Linked DNA regions of Mus musculus: region 1 is linked to region 2. A link is a loop called in an ENCODE intact Hi-C map of the cell type or tissue named here. Cell type or tissue: heart. All regions are shown on one strand. Links, peaks and the distances in the headings refer to the core of each region. The heading gives the core; the rest is flanking DNA.

What was found. Peaks named below come from ENCODE experiments on the same cell type or tissue, not always from the same donor. Only the 100,000 strongest peaks of a DNase experiment are listed, where the experiment ranks them.
Region 1: it touches region 2 in a loop (6-fold over the local background); 3 of 42 quality-filtered maps call a loop at or near these places.

What each region holds. Positions count from the first base shown.
Region 1 is chr10:81,491,438-81,496,792 of GRCm38, reverse strand. It overlaps Ncln (nicalin), which reads left to right and starts at 430. Exons shown (of 14, transcript NM_134009.3): 1 at 430-713; 2 at 3,254-3,444; 3 at 3,586-3,730; 4 at 3,871-3,965; 5 at 4,736-4,816. The coding sequence starts at 530. In heart, for the core only: a CTCF peak has its summit at 2,960 (motif pointing left); DNase peaks (open chromatin) are centred at 1,452, 2,212, 2,762 and 3,002; H3K4me3 peaks cover 2,068 bases; H3K27ac peaks cover 1,198 bases.
Region 2 is chr10:80,898,269-80,903,630 of GRCm38, reverse strand. It overlaps Tmprss9 (transmembrane protease, serine 9), which reads right to left. Exons shown (of 18, transcript NM_001081688.2): 17 at 5,310-5,362; 18 at 4,137-4,452. The coding sequence ends at 4,291. Timm13 (translocase of inner mitochondrial membrane 13) reads left to right here and starts at 2,662. Exons shown (of 3, transcript NM_013895.4): 1 at 2,662-3,007; 2 at 3,081-3,149; 3 at 3,372-4,181. The coding sequence starts at 2,888. The coding sequence ends at 3,470. Lmnb2 (lamin B2) reads left to right here. Exons shown (of 12, transcript NM_010722.5): 10 at 62-181; 11 at 309-419; 12 at 731-2,268. The coding sequence ends at 772. In heart, for the core only: no CTCF peak of the experiment used is centred there; DNase peaks (open chromatin) are centred at 2,660, 3,200, 3,740, 4,410 and 4 weaker places; H3K4me3 peaks cover 2,621 bases; H3K27ac peaks cover 1,800 bases.

The DNA of each region.
Region 1 (5,355 bases), core at 356-5,355, 590 kb before region 2:
CCGGGTCGAACGGTCACGTCCTGCACTTTAGGTTTTGGATTGTCCTTTCATTAACGACTCCAAACATGGGGCTTAAACAAGATTTACTGGGAATGGTTTTTAATAGCTTTGTAAGTCATCTGTGTTTTGCGGCTTGGATGAGTTCAGTAGCAGTAGATTGTCCACCATAGCTTCTAGGAGCGGCACAGTGGGACTACAACTTCCAGGGGGCTCCGCGCATAAGGACTGTCACAGCTTCCGAGAGGCCCTAGTGCGAGTCTAAGTGTGCCTACAACTCCCAGGGTTCCACAGCGCGCGGAGCCGTTTAAAACGAGGCTCGCTCACAAGAAAGACTACATTTCCCAGAAGGCGGCGCGGCAGACAGGGCCGTCCGCAGTGCTGCCCGAAGGACCCTAGGGCAGGCGCGGGCTGTTCGTGGCTCTCCCCGAAGGACCTCAGCAGCCGCCCATGCCGAGCTGAGTCCGCCGAGCCTCGGCCGCTTCCCGTCGCCCTCCGTCGCTGCCGCCTTTGCGGCCTGCCGCCCGCCGGGATGTTGGAGGAAGCGGGCGAGGTGCTCGAGAACGTGCTGAAGGCGTCGTGCCTGCCACTCGGCTTTATCGTCTTCTTGCCCGCCGTGTTGCTGCTCGTGGCGCCGCCGCTGCCCGCCGCCGACGCCGCGCACGAGTTCACCGTGTACCGCATGCAGCAGTACGACCTGCAGGGCCAGCCATACGGTGCGCGACCCCTGACCTCTTCTCTTGACGCCGCCGTCCCCCTTACTGCCACACTAGTCCCCCAGTCACTGCGATCCTCCCACTGTCAGGCAGAGGAACTCCGACTGCTATCCCGGTCTCCCCATTGACTTACTGTTCCTGGCAGCTCTGTTCCCTCAGTTCCCCTGCTGTTTCACTGACTCCTGTCACCCCATCCCATCATCGCCACCCTGATTCCTATCTCTCCTCGATCCCATGTCACCCTGATCCCTCTCTGTCAGCGGTTGCCTCAGACCACTCTCAGGCCGGCGTCAGCCCCCGGGCCTGGTGTCCTGGGGTTTCCTGGGGCCTTGGTTCCCACAGTACCATACTTTCACCCCTTTGCTCTGCTCCCCACTCCTCGCCAGGGTTCCCCAGGATCTCTGTCCCCATGCCTAGGTTTGGGGCCTCTCAGAGCTTCCCGCACCCTGCTCTTTGGTTTGCCTCTCAGCCTTGATACTGTCTTTGCCTGAATGCCAAGGCCGGGCCCCCATTTTTGAGCGGGTGTGGCAGCCTGGTGTGTGCACCCAAGCCTATGTGGCCCCTATACCCAGAATTGCATTAATTTCTCTTTAAAACTGTGTTGCCATGGCAGGGGTCATGTTGCTGCCCCAGCTCGGGGAGCTCTAAGGGGTCGAGGCCAGGTGGCTGCCCAGCACCTTGCAGGACCCAGAACAGTGGCCCCAGAACAGTGCCCTGGCATGTAGAGCACCCTGGGGTGGGGGACCTTACCCTAGGCCAAGGAGTAGGTGGCCAGGTGTCCCAATGTCGTAAGCATTTGCTTGCAGATCCTTGTGGCCTGGTATCTTCGGAAGGGCCACCTGCTAAACTGCCACTGTGGGGTGTCACTGATGGCGGGGGAACCGTGGACACCACTAAGCTGTGAAGCATAGCTTCTGAGCTCCCACAGTTGTTCCAGAGCATTCCGCGATCTGGAGGGCAGTTCCTAGACCATGCATTTCCATGTCTGGGTCTCACATGCACAGAATCTTGGGTGGGCCGGTCTGTGAATAAGCTCATGTATTGTGGACCAGATGCCTAACGTGACTTTCTCACCCATCCTTGGCTGGTTAAGAACTAATGGGCTCTTGCATCTTGTCTACACCCTGGAGGACTCGTGATGGGGCAGCCAGCCAGAGCAGGTCTTTAGAAACCCTGGGCATAAGTTCTTTGAGTTCCTCAGCCCCTGGCCACTCCACAGCCTTTCCGCACCTCTCCTTACCCAACTTCCCCTGGGCCTTGTTGAGAAATAACCAACGCTGGTGGGAAACGAGACTTGTGGGTGTGACTGTGACACCGGCTACCATCCCTCCTGTTGTGGACTCTGGCCTTCTTAGGGCATGTCTTCTTATCATCATGGGCCTTGGAACAGAACTTCAGCATTTTAGCCTTCCTAGTGGCTCGGTGGCCCTCAGGCTCAGCTTTGCCTCACTAACCTGGAGCCAACTGGTGAGGCTTGGCCTCCCTGGTTGTGGATAAAGTTTTATTGTCATGAGGTCATTGACACCACTGAGTTGAGCAGCCGGCATCGGGGAGAAGCCTGCTGATTGTCCACTGCCTTTATGGTATCTCTGAACTGGTGCCACTTGGGGACTGGCTGCCCTCCTGTGGGTAGCACAATGGTTTGGGAGTCCTGGGGACTGGTGCTAGCCAATACTGCCCACTGGGGCTCTGTCACTCCTCACAGACAGCAAAGCTGGGTACAGAGTACCGTCCTGCCACGTGGCCTACAGGATTTCCAGAAAGCACTGTAGGGACCCAAAGGGAGAGCTGCTGTCCAAGCCACCCTGAGAAACCAGGGACAGGTTGAAGAGGGAGAGGTGTTGCCTCTCCCTGATGGGAGTCAGGTGTCTGCCAGGAGGTGCTTGGCCCTTGCTGGCTTCCAGGGAAGTTGTTCCCGGCAGGCCCTCCCTCACCTAGCTCCCTTAGATTCTGCAGTCCTGGAACATGGGGGCTGGGCCTCAGCTGGACCCGTGTGTCCACGTGATAGCCATGTCTGTGGGCTGCAGGTCCCTATCCAGCTCTGCCCTGGAGTGCATCTCACCCCCATGTGTCTGGGGAGACCCCAAGTGAACTGTTCTAGACCCAGCACCACGTACCTTTGACACTTGGGTCCTGGGGTAGGAGGGTTTCATGGTGGTTTGGGTGTCAGCATTCAGGTGACCACCCTGGAGACTCCACAGGACTCGAGTCCCCTCCACAGTGAGCAGTCACTCACTGCCCCCTCCTGGCCATGTGCATCTAGGGTTACTGCCTGCCATCATTCTTGTGAGAGCTGAGCATTTACAAAGTGCCCCAAGTCTGGCTGTAAGTGGGGCCCAGGGGACTGCAGTTCTTGAAGGGATCATCCTGCTGTATCGATTCACCTCTGGCCCATGCAGTTCAGACCCCTAAGGGTCAGCTTGGCCTGCCATGGTTCTGTGCCGGATATACCGTGCCTGTCCTGTAAGAGCCCCACTCTCGCTGTGTGCTGTGTGGAGGATGGCAGCTGTGATGATGCCATGACCCCGTGTCCCCCATAGGCACGCGGAATGCAGTGCTCAACACAGAGGCCCGCACGGTGGACGCAGATGTGCTGAGCCGCCGCTGCGTGCTTATGCGGCTCCTGGACTTTTCCTATGAGCACTATCAGAAGGCTCTGCGACAGTCAGCAGGTGCTGTGGTTATCATCCTGCCCCGGGCCATGGCTGCCGTGCCCCAGGATGTCGTCCGGGTAAGCCTGTGTCTCAGTCCCCATGCCTGCCCCTCAGGTTGCATCTGCTGGGTGTCCTTGTCCTCCCCCTTCAGGAAGGAGGCTGAGATGGGGAGGCACTGCGGGTGGCTGCAGTTCCCTGAACGCATGCGATCCTCACAGCAATTCATGGAGATTGAGCCTGAGATGCTGGCCATGGAGACTGTGGTCCCTGTGTACTTTGCTGTGGAGGACGAGGCACTGCTGTCCATCTATGAGCAGACCCAGGCTGCCTCTGCCTCCCAGGGCTCTGCCTCTGCCGCTGAAGGTAAGCCAGGCCACTGGAGGGTATGGGGTGGCCCTGGTCCCTGCATCTATGGGGCTTTCCTGGGCTTCTATGTTTGCAGTACCCACCCCAGCTGTGGCCCTGGCCATAAGCCCAAGTGACCCCTCCCCTTCTGCCCCCAGTACTGCTGCACACGGCCACAGCCAATGGTTTCCAGATGGTGACCAGTGGAGCCCAGAGCCAGGCAGTGAGCGATTGGCTCATCACCAGCGTGGAGGTGAGCTCCCACCTTCTTAGCCTGCCTCAGGGCCTTTGCACAGGCTGCACCATGATCTCAGACGTCCAGTCACCCCTCTGCCACACACGGGAGGTGGTGGCGACAAAGGAACTTGACTGCAGGCTGAGGCTGTGGCTCAGTGGGCAGCACTTGCCAGCTCACAGAGTCCTGGGCTCAGTCCCCAGGATCACAGCAACCAGGTGTGCTAACACACACCCGGAGGCTGAAGCAGAGAGATGGGGGGTGCAGGGCTATCCTTGGCTACATAGTTTAAGACTGCCGTTGAGATACAGGAGCCCCTGTTTTCATAAAAAGAAAAGAAAACCTCACTTTTTTAGTTCTGTCGCCAGGGTTGCTCTGAGTACCCTGTGAGGGAGCTGTGGGTTAAGTCAGCCACAGTAGGGGGGACCCAGTGTGCGCTCACTGCATGATTGTCTACAGCATTAGGGTGAGTGCTGCAGTGACAAGACAGAAGGCTACCTCTCTTAGTCGTGAAAGGTCCTAGGGACTTGGTGCGGCAACCTCTCAATGCATTCCCTTCCTGGGTCAAGTAGTCTGTGCCCTTGTCCACTGGGGGCCAACCCCAGCACGGCCACACCACTGTTTGGGCTCTAGAAGCCTCCACATTGCCCTGTGCCTCCCTGAGGGAGGGGCTGAGGGAACCATCCACCTATGGGTGCTGACAGAGCCTTGGTATCAAGGCTCACAGAACACAGGGGTGACCCAGCCTGTCTTGGGCATCTGGTATCCACCTGTCTGTCTCTCCACAGGGGCGGCTAACGGGGCTGGGAGGCGAGGACCTTCCCACCATTGTCATCGTGGCTCATTACGACGCCTTTGGGGTAGCCCCAGTAAGTACCCTGCTGCACACCACAGAAGCACAGAGGGCAGTGGCTGCCAACTGCCCATGGCACCGCCTTGGTGGATGCAAGGGGGGACCCAGACCTCCCCTTGAGTGTCTTAGTCACTGTCCTGTTGCTCAGAAGACGCCATGACATGACAGTTAGTCAGTTATTGCCATAGGTAAAGTAGCTGCACCCTACATCCTGATGTGCAAGCTGTGACAGACAGACAGATGGACAGAGTGGGCCCGGCATGAGCTTTTAATACCTCAAAGTCCATGCCAGAGACATGCTTTCTCTAGTAAGGCCATACCCCCAATCCTCCTCAGGTCGTGCCACTGCTGGCTGAGCATTGGAATACCTGAGCCTCTGGGGGTCGTTCTCAGTCAAACTACCACACTTGGCTCCAGGTCCCCAAGTCCCAGTCTTGTCTGTCGCTTCCCAGAGCCTCTGAGGGCAGGCTGCCCCAACCTCCCGTGGCTGTTGGTTGGTTGGTTGGTTTGAGATGATCTTGCTTTGCATCTCTAGCTGCTCTGGAACTCAGAAGA
Region 2 (5,362 bases), core at 144-5,143:
GGGCAGCCATGGCCTGGCCCAAGCCCTGAGGTGATTGGCAAGGGCCATCTTGGTTCCTCAGGTGTGGGCAGCTGGCGCAGGGGCTACCCACAGTCCCCCATCAACCCTTGTGTGGAAAAGCCAGACCAACTGGGGCCCTGGGGAGAGCTTCCGCACTGCCCTGGTCAGTGCCGACGGTGAGGTAGGTGCGCAGCCTGCGTGGCGGGGACCCAGCACTTGTGACGGAGCTGAAACCTGGGCTGAAACCTCTAGTGAGATGCAGCCACCAGCACTGGGGGTGGTCGAGTAAACTGGTGACTTTTGTGTAGGAGGTGGCCGTGAAGGCTGCAAAGCACTCATCTGTCCAGGGGAGGGAGAACGGGGAAGAGGAGGAAGAGGAAGAGGCAGAATTCGGTGAAGAGGACCTCTTCCACCAGCAGGTAGAGAAAGCGTGTGACTGGCGTCACACCTAGTGGGGCTTTGCACCTAGTGGGGCTTCGGGTACAGGTTCCACAGTCTTGCCTCAGATGCAGACTTACCCACTCACTGTGTGGGCTCTGTGACACCACAGACCTCAGAGGCCACACTCCTAACCCTTCAGCCAGGATTCCCTCTGCCTAGAGCTTGGGGTGGGGAGACAGGGACTCCAGCCCCCAAGTCTGGGCTGGGGACAAATGGAAGGCTCTGGAATAGGGCCTTTCACTTGCTTGGGAGCAGGCTGCCTAATTGCATCCTCCCTCATTCCTTGCAGGGGGACCCAAGGACTACCTCAAGGGGCTGCCGACTGATGTGAAACCTGCCCCACGGTCACCATGGTCCCCAGAGCCCCTAAAACTACTTTTTTATGGTCTGCTCTCACTAGTCCTTGGTCTGTTTCTCGATGACTGTTAAGCAACCATGAGAATGTGGGTGGGCTCTGCTGGGTTTCCGAGATGGAGGTGCCCTCTGCCCACCGGCCTGACCTGGCCCCATGCCGTCAAGATGGTATAGAGGCCTGGGGCTAGGAACCCGCAGGCTGAGGGACTTGGGCCTGGATCTGGGGCAGGAGAATGGCTGCTAGCTCAGGGTGGACTTTGTATGAAACTGGTGATTCAGTTGTTTTCTTTGAAGCCTTTCAAATCAAATCAAATTCAGAATCCAAGAGTGCTGTGGGGCCCACTAGCCTGTCAGGATGTGGTGGCTCTTAGGACACAGGGCAGACCCTCCTCTCCTGGAGTTGATGGCACCTGAAACCAGGGATGGCCCAGCTTTGTGCTCTGAATCTGAAGGGTTTATAACAGTCCCCAGCTCCAGGGCATTCACAGGCTTCTCTGGTCCCAGATTCTGAATTGTTCTAGTCCCTTCTAAAGCGGAGGACCAAGGAGGAGCGAGTTCACACATGGGACGACGCCTCCCATCCTAAGACTGAAGGGGACAGGCAAACCGTGGGCGTTGTGCCTTCAGGAGCAAAGGCTGCAGGTTCCCAGCCAGTGACTGCTCACATGAGTGTGGCCACACTAGCTATGCTCCTGGCCTCTCCTGTATGAATACTGTGTGGCCCCTCTGTGCCCCACCTCGATGGCAAGGCCTGGAAACTTGCTTCCCTGCAACTTAGTGCCAGGAGCCAGCCAGTTTCACCTGTCACCTCCCCACCACTGACACATGGTATTTTTTTAAAGAATATTTATTTTTTTACATCGGTCAGTAACGCAGCTCACTGGGATGATGCTCTGGGGGTTCAGGCCTGGAGCTGCCACAACTGGCAGCTTCCTTTACTGAGCTAGGGCGAGTTCTTTCTCTCTCCTGGCACAGCTGATGGTAGGAAGAGTCCAGGCCTAGTCTTCCCCCAAGGCAAGAGCTCTTGGCCACAGGATGCCACCACTGCCACCAACCTCCAGAACCCACCAGCCACCTCCTGCTTCTAGATACCTCCGTTTTCTTTGTGACCGGCGTTGGATCCTGGATAGTTATGGCTGGCTGCAGTCACTGCGCAGCTCTGCTGCCTTGCCCACAGGGCAGGTGTACTCTGCACTGGAGCTAGCTTCCTTGTATTTGAGGAGCAGGTCTAGAGTAATCTGCAGGTCCTCAGGGGTCTGTTTCTGGCCCTGGCTAGGTGAGATGGTTACCGGAGTGGCACTGCTGCTGGGGAGCCGCCGGCACTGCGCACATCGCTCAGCTCTACAGATTGTTTCTTTTATAAGATGCATGCCAAACGTGTGTTCCACCTTTTCTTTTACGCCTATGATTTGTAATATACATTTTACAACTGGAAACTTTTGTATACTCAAATAAACATTGACTTTAACTGCAGCCTCAGAGTAGATCTTCAGATTAAGATAGGAGCAGCAGGCTGGTAAGATGGCTCAGTGGGTAAGAGCACCGGACTGCTCTTCCGAAGGTCCGAAGTTCAAATACCAGCAACCACATGGTGGCTCACAACCATCCGTATAACTTTAAAAAAAAAACATATTAAAAAAAAAAAAAAAAAGCAGCGAGGATTTTATATTGTACGCATGCGCAGCGGGGAGGTCCAGGACAAAATGACCCTGGTCCAGCCCTTGCCAGGGCGTCAAAAGTCAGTGGGCTCACGCGGGAAGTTGCACAGCCTTCTGGGAATTGTGGTTCGGGTTTCCTTCCTTTCTAGAAGCCAAAGGACAGTGCTTAGGGACGGCGCGCACAGCCTTGTGGGAGCAGGAGTTTGCAGTTTCCCATAGAGCCTCCGAGGTCAGAGTGCACGGCGCGCACGGGTTTGTGGGAGGTGTAGTTTAACTTGTTTCCATGGTGACTCAGGCCGCAGCTTTGTCAGACTGCTGACGACGCGCGCTGCCTTGTGGGAATCGACTCAGCCTCTGTTTCCCGTGGTGCCCCGGCTTGGCTTCCGGGGCGTATGGTCGGTGTGCGCGACCGTGGCCCGGTTGACTGAGCAGCCATGGACAGCGGCTTCGGCTCGGATTTTGGCGGCACGGGTGGCGGGAAGCTGGACCCGGGGGCCATTATGGAGCAGGTGAAAGTGCAGATCGCCGTGGCCAACGCGCAGGAGCTGCTCCAGGTGCGGGGCGCGCCGGGGTTGGTGGCGGGGTTCCCCGGGTGAGTCCCCGCTGAGACCTCGCGTGTGTCCACAGAGAATGACGGACAAGTGTTTCCGGAAGTGCATCGGGAAGCCCGGGGGCTCCTTGGATAACTCGGAGCAGGTGAGACATCTCGGGAACCCGGGGTGGTGAGGGGCGCGGGGTCAGGAGCGTCTAGGAGGTTGAGAGATGTGCGCGTGCGCGGCCTCTAGCCTTAGCTACTGAGGAAGTTGTGCGCGTGCGCGGGGTGAGGACCCGGCTTCTGTGCCTAGATCGGTGCAGCCTTCATGGGTGATCCTCGGGTCGTGTGACCGTCAGTCAGGGATCCCCCTCCACGCTTTGCAGAAATGCATCGCCATGTGCATGGACCGCTACATGGACGCCTGGAATACCGTGTCCCGCGCCTACAACTCTCGACTGCAGCGGGAACGAGCCAACATGTGACCGGGACCTGTGCCTCGGGACACCGTGCTTATGGTCTGAACTGTTTTCCCTGCCAGTTAGGGTGTCTCCTCCTAGCCGCCCTGAAGTCTGGCAGCATGGAGGGCTTGGGGATCGAGGCCTCTCCCCTGGGTTGCTGCGTCCAGCTCAATCTCAGAAGAGAGTGAGGACCCGACAGAGCACAGGGATCTGGCTGGCCCCACTGACCTGTGACCTCAGGAGAGCAGGCCAATAAATCGCTGCTGGGGCAGTAAAGCAGGCGTGTCACCTCACTGCTTCAGGTCCCTTCCCCTGAGTAGGCCCAGACCTCCCAGGGTATCTTTCCCCTTGGGGTCAGTGGGCTGCTGGCTCTCAGGGAATTCGGAGCATGATCTCAGGTGTTTGGTCATCCCGGGGAGACCAGCCGAGGTTAAGAAGCAAGGCTTCATGTAGCCTTCACCTATCATGCATGAGGCCCAGGGTGCTGACCTTAACTCTGAATAAACCAAGTGTGGTGCACACCTGTCTGCCCAGCACTTGAGGGTGGGTTAAGTGTGGAGGCAAGAGGATTGGTACATGAGATTTGGTCAATTTGGTCAGTCCCACCAAAACATAAGCACCAAAGGAGCCAAGTTGGAGACATGCCCTGCTCCTGGAGACTCGTGGCTTTGACAGAGGTTCTGAGCCAGTAGGAGAAAGGACTCTGTTTATTGGAACAATATACACAGTCACAGCTAGTTCCCATCGGACTCCCATGTTTGCCTGCTACCAACTCCTCAGCGTGGGGTGGGTGGCCCGTAGCTGTGTTTCTCAGTCCACGCCTGGGTTGCTAGCCACAGGGCAATCATTCCTGGATGTTCTGGCCTATCCATCCCAGCACAGCAGCCACTCGAGTGTAGACACCTGGGAAGTGGGGCCTGCCACAGCCGTAGCCCCAGCTGGTGACCCCAGTTAGCACCCATTGGCCAGATGGCTCCCTGCAGGCCAGGGGTCCCCCTGCATCACCCTAAAGGAGAGAGTGTCCTCAGACGAGCATCCCTCGGGAGCAGGCATGACTCCTGCAACTGCACTCACAAGGCCCCTGAGTGAGAGAGAGGCTGCCAAGAGCCTCACTTTTGCCCTGTGGGGAATGGGTTCAGTGCTAATGTGCTTCATTATTTGCACTGGCTATGCCTCTGCAGGGTCCTTGTCCCAAGGAACAACGTGTGTGTGTGTGTGCTGCGCATGTGCAGGCCAGAGCAGGGTGCTAAATGGTTATCTGTCGTTTTCCATTCCATTCCACTGACACGGGGCCTCTCTGTGAACCTGGAAGTAGGTGGTGGCCAGTTCCCCGCTAGTCCCCCTGTTGCTACCCGCACAGAATGGAGTTACAAGCGCACATAGTCTGTAAGCACCAGTTTTTATATGACTCCTGGGCATCTGTGCTCAGTCTTCCCGTTTGCACAGCAAGCATCGCATAAAACACATCAGTACAGATCTCCCTGTACCGAAACACATCAGTATATGTGTTGTTGGGGCGAGCTGGTCTCAAACTCCATAATTGCCCTGCCTGGACCCTCCAGTAGGATGTGGGGTTGGGAAACCACATGTTTTCTCTGAATGTGCAGTTGTGAAATGTGATGTCCCCAGAGTCAGGTGGGCTGTGGGTGACTTGGGCAGGCTCAGTAAGAAGATGGCTTGTCACACAAGCGTGAGGACCCAAGTTAAGTCCCAAAACCCACGTGAAACGCCAAGTGTGGCGAATGTGTATCCTGCCAGCACACTGGAGATGAGACAGAAAGATTCAAAGGACAGTGGTGGTGCAGGACTTCGGGCCTGCCTGGGCTACAAACATGGATTAAGAGAAGCCCTGTCTCCACTCACCGAGCAGCTGTCCACGCCACCCTGTGGGAAGCCTGCACACAACATACGGCTGC